Linked DNA regions of Mus musculus: region 1 is linked to region 2. Evidence: chromatin loops called from intact Hi-C (ENCODE). Cell type or tissue: heart. All regions are shown on one strand.

Region 1 (5,000 bases), 120 kb after region 2:
CCTCCGTGGTAGGTTTGGGATAAATAGACTTGGTCAAGTAAATATTAAGATTCTAAAGCGTGGCCGCAAGAGGAGGGTTGAAAGTTCAAGACCAGGCTGGATTTCAAAGTGAGATCCTGTTTCAAGAAAAACAGAACAACCTCAGCAAAACACAAGACCTAGAGCCTTTCCTCACCAGATACTCTTGAAGTGTCAAGGGAAGGAAAACCATAAAGATGGGTCACATTTCCAAAGATGGAAACCTTAAGTGCTGGGGCAGTCACTAAAAGTGCTGACGTCATTGTTTGTGGAGAACATCACGATACACACAAAGGTCCATCTCTTTCTAACCATCTAAGCAAGAGTCTGCTGGTCATAGTTCTGGGAAAATAGCACATTAGTGGCCTAGGAGCTGTTGTAACGCTTCTATGGACACACAGCCATGTCAGCACCCAGCTCCTGTCTTTGCAGGTCCTGGGCTGTGTGACTTCCTCTTGGACATGTGTTCACCAGCTGCCTATTTATTATTTTTATTGTTTACATTTTATTTTAAATTTAAATTTTTTATTCTTTTGAGAATTGCATATATAAATCCTGTATTTATATAATTTCCAACCCTCCCTGCCACACTCTCCAGCTCCTTCTGTGTTCCCTAAACTTTGTCTCAAAATCATGACCTCTACTTTTTAAATCATTATTTTTAGTTACAAAAAAAAAAAAACAACCTCTGAATTTATTTGGTGTTGTTTATGTGGACTGACCACTTATGGGAATGCTGTCTGTTTTAAAGGCTTCACAGTCTTTCTTTTCCCATTAATTTATTTGTTCACTTTACATTCAGATCACAGTCTAGCATCACACAGCCCCTACCCCCATGCTCTCCTCCCCTTCTCCTCTGAGAAGAGTGGGGAGCAACCCACTGGGTACCAACCCACCCTGGCCCATACAGTCACTGCAGGACTAGGCACATCCTCTCCTACTGAGGCAAGACAAGGCAAGGCGCCACCATCTTATATTTAATGTTCCCTTTCTTCTTTGGTAGATCACGGATCCAGAAAGGCCGCTTTCATTTGGTGTCACCCTGAGAGAATTTAGTCTGTTGGTAATGTTGGCTTATTTCAAACTTCTGTGGAATCTGTAAAGTATTACTATTCTGAAATGAACTGAGTTGACTAAGACACACTGTTGCTTTAAACAGCTTTTGTGTTTCTGAAGAACTCTCTTGCTGCACATTTTCTCCAAGTTTGCCATTTTCAGTAATAATTGATATTTAGTAATATCTTGATTTTTTTAAATGCTTCCACATAACAAATGTTAAAGCATTCAGAAGAAATAGATGCTGTGTCTCTGTAGTGTTCTGAGCTTGTACTTGGTAATATTTTCTAGGATCTCCAGCGAGTAGAGAAAGTGTGTGTGTGTGTGTGTGTGTGCACGCGCGCGCGTGCAGAGAGAGAGGGAGAGGAGAGGAAGAAGGGAAAGAAGAGAGAGAGAGAGGGAGAGAGAGAAGACTGGGATGTGTTAAATTATTTATATTGATTAGATATTTTATAATACATATATTTTCTCTTTAGTCTCTTTTAAGCAATATAGGGTATGTTAGTATAGGCAGAGTGTTTTTTTTTTTTTTTACTCTTCTAAGTAACTAAGCGGTAAGAAACATACTTGGGGACATGAAGTAGCTTTTAACACTCAGTAGCAACCAGAGCCTGAGTTCTTAAGGGTAGAAGAGGGGTCATTGATCTGGAAAATAGCCAAATAGTAGACTTCATAAACAACACCATACTTTTGAGTGTCTACCAAGTAAATAAAAACAAACAAACAAAAAACAAAAAACCTGAGAGCTAGCAGACCACTTCACCTGGTCTGTAAGGCATGCTAGTGCAAGTGGTCTTACTGTGTGTAGTGCAAGTGGTCCTACTGTGTGCTGGTGCCTGCTGTTTTGTTTTCCCGTGTAGCCTTTCCCTTTTACAGCCTGGTGATTTTGCTCAGGTTTTAGAACTCATGCGAGGGAGTGGCTTGCCTTTGTTGTTTGTTTTTACTTTCTTCTTAGCATTTATTAACGCCCTCCCTCATTCTCCCTGTCTTAGTGTGACAAGATCCATAACATGTTGTTATCCCAGGTACTGAGCTGGGCTTCTAGCTAAGCTACACGTACCAGCTGATTCAGAGAGTGTCCCTTTTGTGTTTTGTGAGATTGAGTCTATCTCACGTGTGTGGCTCATTGTCCTGCTTCAGCTGCTGGGCCTCACTGATAAGAAGCTGTCAGGAAGTCTGCTGCCTCTTTTGTATACACACCTTTCTTCCTTTTGTCTTCTCAGTGACAGCCTTGCTTCCACATTAGGTCCCCCGTGTCTACAGGTCTCATTGTCTCCACATTCCTGCGTTCTGTCATCCTCTCTTCCAGATCAGCTTTTCTCTTTCTTTATATCGTCCTATAATCAGTTAAGCACATTTTGTTTTTATTTTTGAGAAAAAGTCTTATTATGTATGTATGGCTGTCTGGAACTCATTAAGTAGACTAGGCTGGCCTTGAACTCATGGAGATCCTCCTGCCTCTGCCTCTTGAGTGCTGGTATTAATGCTAGTCTTAAATATTCTTATCTCTTCCTCACAACAAAACTTAAAAAGGCTCTGTTTAAGTGTCCATCCCCGGCCTGACTCTAACCAGCTCTTCTCCACCCTTTCCTTAGCCAGGCTTGTTGAGAACTGTCTGCTTTCCCTGACTCCCACTTAGTTCCTTCTGACTCTTCAGCTTGTGAAATCTGTCAGGCAGTCCGTCAGCAATGCCCCCTAGTGGATGTTAGTACTTGGCCTTGTCAGCCATGCCACACACATGTTGTGCTGACTTCCACACTCCCTGTGTTTCCATCCTACCTTACAGCAATTTTTAGTTCTCAGGGATGTGTATCTTCTTCACCTGTACATACCAGCTCTCTGTTTTTATTCCTGTCTATGACTTCAGACATATAGTAACCCAACAATAATTTTCTAAATGAAGGAAACTGGTTGAAACAGAGTTCCTTCAAATTTAAATTTCATTGCTTCTTTTTGTTATATGAATATATAAAGAAACAGCAAACTTTACCTGACACTACCTAGGTAAGGTTTAAACTTAAAAAAAAATTATTTTGTAAATGTGTGTGTGTGTGTGTGTGTGTTGGAGAGAGGGGAGGGGGCATCTCTTCACCATAACACACAGTGAAAATCAGACCAACTTGTAGGATTCTGTTTCCCCTTAGACCATGTGGGTCCTGGGGTTGAATTCAAGTTGTTAGATTTGGTGGCAAATGATTTTACCCATTCAGCCATCTGGCTGGACACTTTTCTTTCTAAATTATTTGATTATTACTTACAGATACTAAAGTGTGTATGACACATACTGCTTTGTAAGAGTTGACCTTCTTTTCTTTTTAGACAACTAATGAACACTGGACTCCATGCATTTTAAATGAAGCAGAAAAAATTATATATAAGGTATTATATTTTTCATATACATGGTTCTAGAATTTCTTGGTGGGGATCAATTTTTGTGCTCGTGTGGATAAGATCTTTTAGAACAGAAGTATCTGTTGGTAGGAGAGAACAGCATTGTCAGCATCCAGCCATCGGGGCCAGCTTGGAGAGGTGTCTCATTTCACTCTGCCCCCAAAGTACAATCATTTAGTCATTTCAATGCAAACTTTGCAAAAGTGTTCAGTACATTTTGGGGGTAGATCAAAAGTAACATCTAAGCCTTCAGGAACTTTGGGAAGGCATGGGAGTAAATATAAGCATATTTGATTTCTAGTAAAAGATCCAACTCTTAGGAACTACTTCTGGTCATATAAAATGCTGGTATTTAGAGGAAACGTCACAATCTTTGTATATTATAAAATTAGCAAGTGTCATGCCAGGGAATATTGTATGCACAGTTGGGGGCATCCTGATAATATCTTTTAGTATGGTAATAACTTATTTTTAACATTTTAAAGTTAAAAATTGAGATGTCTTTGGACATTTAATGTATTTATGGAATAAGTTTTGATTGATTCTAAATTTTAGCCAATCAGGATTCGTAGTGATCTGTATACAACCACTTGAGTTTAAGAGTCTGTATTTTAAATAGGCTGTCAATCAATTTGTTAAATAACCTATTTCTGAATTTTAAACTAATACTCGTTGCCTTTGACAGACTTAGGTATTTCATACTGATTGAGAGTTTAACACTCTCCCTCATAAAGCACAAACAAATAAAACATGTTGAGTGTCAGAGGTATTTTAATAGGGTTGACGTGTTCCTTGGCAAAGTTAGCTCATTAGGGAAAATGTGTTTAATATGGGTGACTAAGTGAGCCTAAAATGCCTTGAACTTTAAGGACTTATGTTGCCTTTGTAGTTTGTTAATAAAGATGAGTCAGGCATGGAAGAGTCCGAGATCTGGTTTGGAGCCAGTGTTTGTCGTATGAGACTCTGTGATCACTTATTTGCGCTGCAGTTTAGGTTCATCCATCAAGTGAAGGGTCTGGACACAAGCAACCTCCCAGGTGGTAGGTCATGTAAGACTAGCCAGATGAGGTCGTAGATGCAGAAAGCGTAACTTGTGGTGTGGTTAAGCTGCACACCATGCATACCCGAGCAGGCATGTGCTGTGTTTAACTGCGGGGCTTGTCAGGGCTTGCCGTGGTTCCTCAGCATGCTTGCTCCCCAGCACCTCCACCATTGCAGTCTGTAGCTCTCCCAGCTTCGCTGCCCATAAGGTCCTTCCCACAGCCCTCCTCAGCGCAGCCCCGATAACTGCTGCAGGGAGCTTGGATTTCCTTATCAGGCAAACAGTCTGCTAGATGCTAAATTTTTACTATTTGATAATTGAACGAATGTGAATTTCCTGAAACTGTGTTCCCAGAAACACGTTTAAAAGAATGTTTCTCTTATCGGAACATTCAATCTATATGAAATACCTAAGTCTGTCAAAGGCAACAAGAGTTATTTTAAAATTCAGAAATAGTCTATTTAACAAATTGATTAAGACAGCCAATTTAAAA
Region 2 (5,000 bases):
TGGGTTTCAGATAAGTCACACACAATACCTTAGTTAGGAAGGAAATGATCAGAAATTAGCAAGAAAAGACTCAGCAGCTGTGGCCTAGTTCAGTCTGAATGACCCTACGAAAGGTCTCTTGTGTGCACCTCAGTTTCCCATCAGGCAAACAGAGACATCTGCCTCACTGGTTTATTATGAGAAATCAAATAATGTAGCTGGCTAGTGAGATAGGTGGTTGGAAGCACCTGACAGTCATAAGAACTGGATGGTAGATTACTATCAATGTAACACAATATAACTCATCAAATATTGACTGAGACCTTAGTATTTGCCGAAGATTGTATCCCTGGTGCTGGAATTGAAGGGTGGGGGGGACTGAGTAAGATGGTAGGTTAATGACCTAGACAAGGTAACTGGAATGAAGGCAATTTGGGGCTCTACCACAGGGATTTTATTGGATCATAAATACACTCATAGCGGTGCCTTTGTTCTTCTCATTTCCTCCTCCCATCCAGACTTTTACTATTCATTTATGTTTCTAAAACTCATGACACATAATGGTGTCTCAAGGAACTCTGTGACTTATGTACTAGGAAACTCTATTAGGCAAGAAAAAGCTGCCAATCAAAATTTCCAAAGTATCATGAGAAATATAACAGCGGTCTATAGACTGCTTGGCGGGAGGGAGACGAACTGCAGACAGGGAATTAGGTCATGGAAAGCTTAAAGAAACCACTGGAAAAACCAGACTCCAAAGGATGATTACTGATGCCTGGTCACCCAGAAGGGGGGAGTGGATGGTGGCTGACAACCTGGTGATTTTTTTTTTTTTTTTTTTTTTTTTTTTTACTATTCTAGGGAGCCAGCTTTTCTGATTCCCCTTAGTCCCGAGCTTTGTCTCAGCAAATAGAACCCTTCCTCCTGAAGGAGGTCCCATGTACTTTGCATCATCTACCAATAGATTCCATCCTTAAGCCGAGTATACATCCTTACTCCTTAGCCCCTAGCCAGGAGCACTGGTCAGCAGTCAACAGAACCCATTCCTATCGTAAAGGTCACAGGCGCTTTCCTACTTTGCTAGGGAGTTCCTATGTCACTATGCCTAAAGCTTTGTTCTAAATGTCACCCGGAAACCTTTCTCCAACATTTTACTGTATTTAAAACGTAAGATAAAAATCAACCCTGGGGTCAAACTCTTCCACTTTCAAAGGTGGTGCTGACTCAAGTTTCAGTCTTTTTCTTGCATGGATCTTTCCCCTGCCCCTCTTGAGGCTTGCAGGGTCCCAACAGTTCCTGTCAGGGCTGATGCATACAGAAAGTTAAAAGTCAGCTGTGTCTGGTGGCCTCTGCCGGTATTTCCAGCACTCAGGAAGGACTGCAAGTTCAAAGCCTGCCTGGGTTACACTGAATTCAAGGACAGCCTGGGCACCTTAGCAAGGACCTCTCTCAAAATAACTCAGTAGGTCTGGGGATGTGATTCAGTAGCAGTATTTGTTTGCTGTGTGTGAGTCCTGGGGGTCATTCATAATTTCCCACCCCCTTAGAAGACACAAAACAAAGAAGAGGCATTTCAGCCCCGGGAAGTAGCACATGGCAGACACAGAGCAGATCTCCATACTAAGAGGCTCTCTTTAGCCTTCGTGGAGCTTCCCCAAACCCTCATTTCATCTTTCTTTTATTATTATTATTGTTATTACTTTGGTTTTTTGAGACAGGGTTTCTCTGTATAGCCCTGGCTGTCCTGGAACTCACTTTGTAGACCAGGCTGGCCTTGAACTCAGAAATCCACCTGCCTCTGCCTCCCGAGTGCTGGGATTAAAGGCATGCGCCACCATGCCGGCCTCATTTCATCTTTATCTCAGAAAATAAGAGTGTCTTTGGATTAACTGTAAGGTCCCCCTGTCTATCCCCACCGACCTCCACTTCCCCATCACCCCAACCCCCTGCCTCTGGATAGGTTTGGCTAGGGCAGAAAGAAAAGGGTAATTTTGGAAAATCAAGTATTTTTAGGGATCTGCCCAAAATCTCCCCCCAAGTCATTCATAGGATTTTGCACTTTATTTATTTACCCAAATCACCAGTACTTAGGGCATCAGGTAGCCCAGACCATGGTGATATCAAGGACAGTCCAGCAGAGGGAGACAGAGGCTAACTAAGCTGCTGACCCGGGACTTAGTCAGTATCTACGATTTTTGAATTAAAGTGAATGCAACCACTTTACTCCAACCTTTTAGTCCAGTGTCGAATCCAAGCAGTCTGGATATGTTAAACGTAGGCGGACTAATGCGTTTTCAATTTCGCAAAACGTTCTGCACATAACCCCATCCTAAACGGACATGCCAAGTTTAGTCTGTGCTTGGAAACAGGTATGCATCCTGAAAAATAGAACCCAGGGGAGCTTATGAGTCAGGTGCCCAGTGGAAGGATCGGATTTACTTAGTTGCTAAATTCAACTTCACGTTTCTTCCTCCTTCCTCACCTTCTCTGAGAGGCCACAAACACTTTGAACTACCAAATTCTCTTTCGCATGGTGACAGGATGCCCTTTACTCATCTGTAAATGGCGCTCCAGCAAAGGGACAGCCAATGTAAGTCCCAGAGCCAGCTCCTGCGACACCTATACAGCTAGCAGCTGGAGATTTAGTGGGAAGGGACGGCTGAAAGGCGGGTTCGGTCTGTTACCTCTTCGGATTGGCCTCTTGGAGCCTGGGCGTGACTTCCACTAAGGTATAAGTTTGGAGCGCCACTGTCACAGCTGCAGTGCTGAAGGTGGAGCCCTAGCTGTGAACTACACGTCACCTGCTTCGTTCCTGCGACTAGTCGGACCCAGCGAGACTGAAGAAGAAAAGGTCTGATTTCTATATATTCATGTATATAGTTTGTTACCATGAGGATGCTCCAAAGGTTGATTCGTGCTGACCCGGAGCCCTAGATTTGTGGGTACTTCCAGAGGGTCAAAGAAGGGATCCACTGGACTTCAGGAGCCCAAATTCAACAGTTTTTCTCTGTGTTGCAGACGCTCGTGTATCCGCCACGCTCGGGCATAAGCTAGAAGGATGAAGCTTCTCGGTCGACTTCGCTCCTCCACTCCTGAGCCTGCCTTCTCCAACGTGCTCACCCCGGGCCGCATCCCAGAGTTCTGCATCCCCCCGCGGCTGCAGGTCCCCGGCGCTCTCGAATCACCGCTTCCCGCTGCCGCACTGCCTTGGCGCTGCGCGGCCGAACCGGACCTGTGGCCGCGCATCCCTGACGACCGCGAAGACAGTGACGAAGACTGCGCGGGTCGCACCGACTGGGACCCGCGCTCCCAGGCTGCGCTCTCGCTGCCGCACCTGCCCCGCGCGCGCACCGTTTACGGCTTCTGCGCGCTGCTCGAGAGCCCGCACACGCGCCGGAAGGAGTCGCTCTTCCTCGGCCACCCCGGCACCCCCAGGCTGGGACTTTGCCACCGTGCGCACACCTACGCGAGTCCGCGCCGAGCATCGGACTCTGAGCTCGGCGCCCCGCGCGACCTGGACAAAACCCCACCAGCCGCTCCAGTGCCCCGTATGCGCCGCCTCCTCCGCGCCCCCGATGGTCTGTTGAGCCGCGCGCTGCGGGCTCCCCGCGGCCGGGCCAGCGCGCGCCCCGCGCCCCGCGGCGACGAGCACGAGCGCGCCGCTTCCTGCGCGCCCCCGGTCCCCAGCAGCCCGGATCCCGAGCGCCTGCAAGCTGAAGCCAGCGTGGCTCTGGGCCGCGGGGGTTGCACGCTGCGCCTGGCGGCCGAGTACTGTCCGCGCAGCGCCTGCCTCCGCCTCCGCCTGCTGCGCGCTGAGGGCCCGGCCGCCGCGCTGGAGCCCCGCGCCCTGGGCTGCCGCCTCAGCCTGGTGCTGAGGCCGTCGGGCCAGCAGCGCGCCAGTGTGGTCCGCCGCAGCCGCAAGGCCGCCCTGGACCAGGACTGCTGCTTCGATCGGCTCCCGGAGGAGCAGCTGCGCCGCCTGGCCGTGCGCATCAAGGCGGAGAGCAAGGGCCGCGGGCTGGAGCGCGGACGACCGCTGGGCCAGGGCGAGCTGCTGCTGGGCTCTCTGCTACTGCTATGAGCGCGGCTTCCCTGGTGCTCTGGACATTTAAGGTTGAGTCGCCTTGAGATGCACAGAGACTCTTGGCCCTCAGATACTCAAGGCCTCTTGACAGTGGCTTATCCCCGGGACACACACAACAGCCTTTTGGCTCTGGTGCACTTTCCCTTTTGTACAAAATAAAAGTTATTTATTTTTCTATCTATAATCTTGCAGCATTGATGTTTTTTCACTTTTCTGATCGCTTTTTGGAAGCAAAAGGAAAAGTAATGCCCCCCCCCCCGTCTATTTACAGTATCTGCTCCTTTTCCAGACCATTTTAATAGTAAAAAGGGAAAACCAACAACGTAAAGAACGTATTTACCCCAGAGTGGAAGAATAAGAACAGAAGCACACTCACATGCTTGCTTTTCCCCACTGGAAGGAAGGTTCATTCACTGGTGAAGTGCTTGCCATGCAGGCGAGATGTACTGAATCCTGTCCTGGTAAACCTATCTTTAAAAAGCTGAGGCCGGTGATACACAATTGTAAGCGCAAGGCTGGAGAGGGATAGACAAGCAGCTACATCCTTGGTGTTTGATAACTCTCCAGTCTAGCCTTATTGGTGACCAATGGGAGACCCTGTCCCAAAGAATAAGGTGGATGACAATTGAACAACATCAGAGGTTGTAACTTGACCTCTGAGGGCAATTGTGCACACACGATATTGTGATAATGTTTTCAACATCATTCCAGACAGATCTATTACAATGTTTTTACAGAGTTAGGTGGTGTAATTTCCACTCTCCCTTCAATGCACATATAATGCACATAGAACTCTCTTCTAGTACAATGGCGTTGGTGAAGAGAATCCCCTCTGAGAAGAAATAGAACCCTTTTGAAAGAGAATTCTTCATATATTGTGCGAGCAGAGGTAAAGGAAGAAAATAGGAGTTCAAGGTGATGGTGGGGGTGGGCATTC

What was found. A loop is a pair of places that touch in the nucleus more often than their neighbours do. Peaks named below come from ENCODE experiments on the same cell type or tissue, not always from the same donor. Only the 100,000 strongest peaks of a DNase experiment are listed, where the experiment ranks them.
Region 1: a loop joins it to region 2, with 9 times the contacts of the local background. A loop is called at or near these places in 9 of 42 quality-filtered maps.

Annotation. Positions count from the first base shown.
Region 1 is chr9:67,872,834-67,877,833 of GRCm38, forward strand. It overlaps Vps13c (vacuolar protein sorting 13C), which reads left to right. Exons shown (of 85, transcript NM_177184.4): 9 at 1,022-1,081; 10 at 3,394-3,453. Among named protein-coding and RNA genes, the nearest start is that of Vps13c, 35 kb to the left of the region's middle. In heart, a CTCF peak has its summit at 2,786 (motif pointing left); no DNase peak of the experiment used is centred here; H3K27ac peaks cover 1,413 bases.
Region 2 is chr9:67,756,687-67,761,686 of GRCm38, forward strand. It overlaps C2cd4b (C2 calcium-dependent domain containing 4B), which reads left to right and starts at 2,751. Exons shown (of 2, transcript NM_001081314.2): 1 at 2,751-2,830; 2 at 2,998-4,247. The coding sequence starts at 3,038. The coding sequence ends at 4,060. It overlaps M5C1000I18Rik (RIKEN cDNA M5C1000I18 gene), which reads right to left and starts at 3,544. Exons shown (of 2, transcript NR_153961.1): 1 at 2,462-3,544; 2 at 2,027-2,357. In heart, a CTCF peak has its summit at 2,112 (motif pointing right); DNase peaks (open chromatin) are centred at 2,685 and 3,625; H3K4me3 peaks cover 2,388 bases; H3K27ac peaks cover 1,373 bases; H3K27me3 peaks cover 2,129 bases.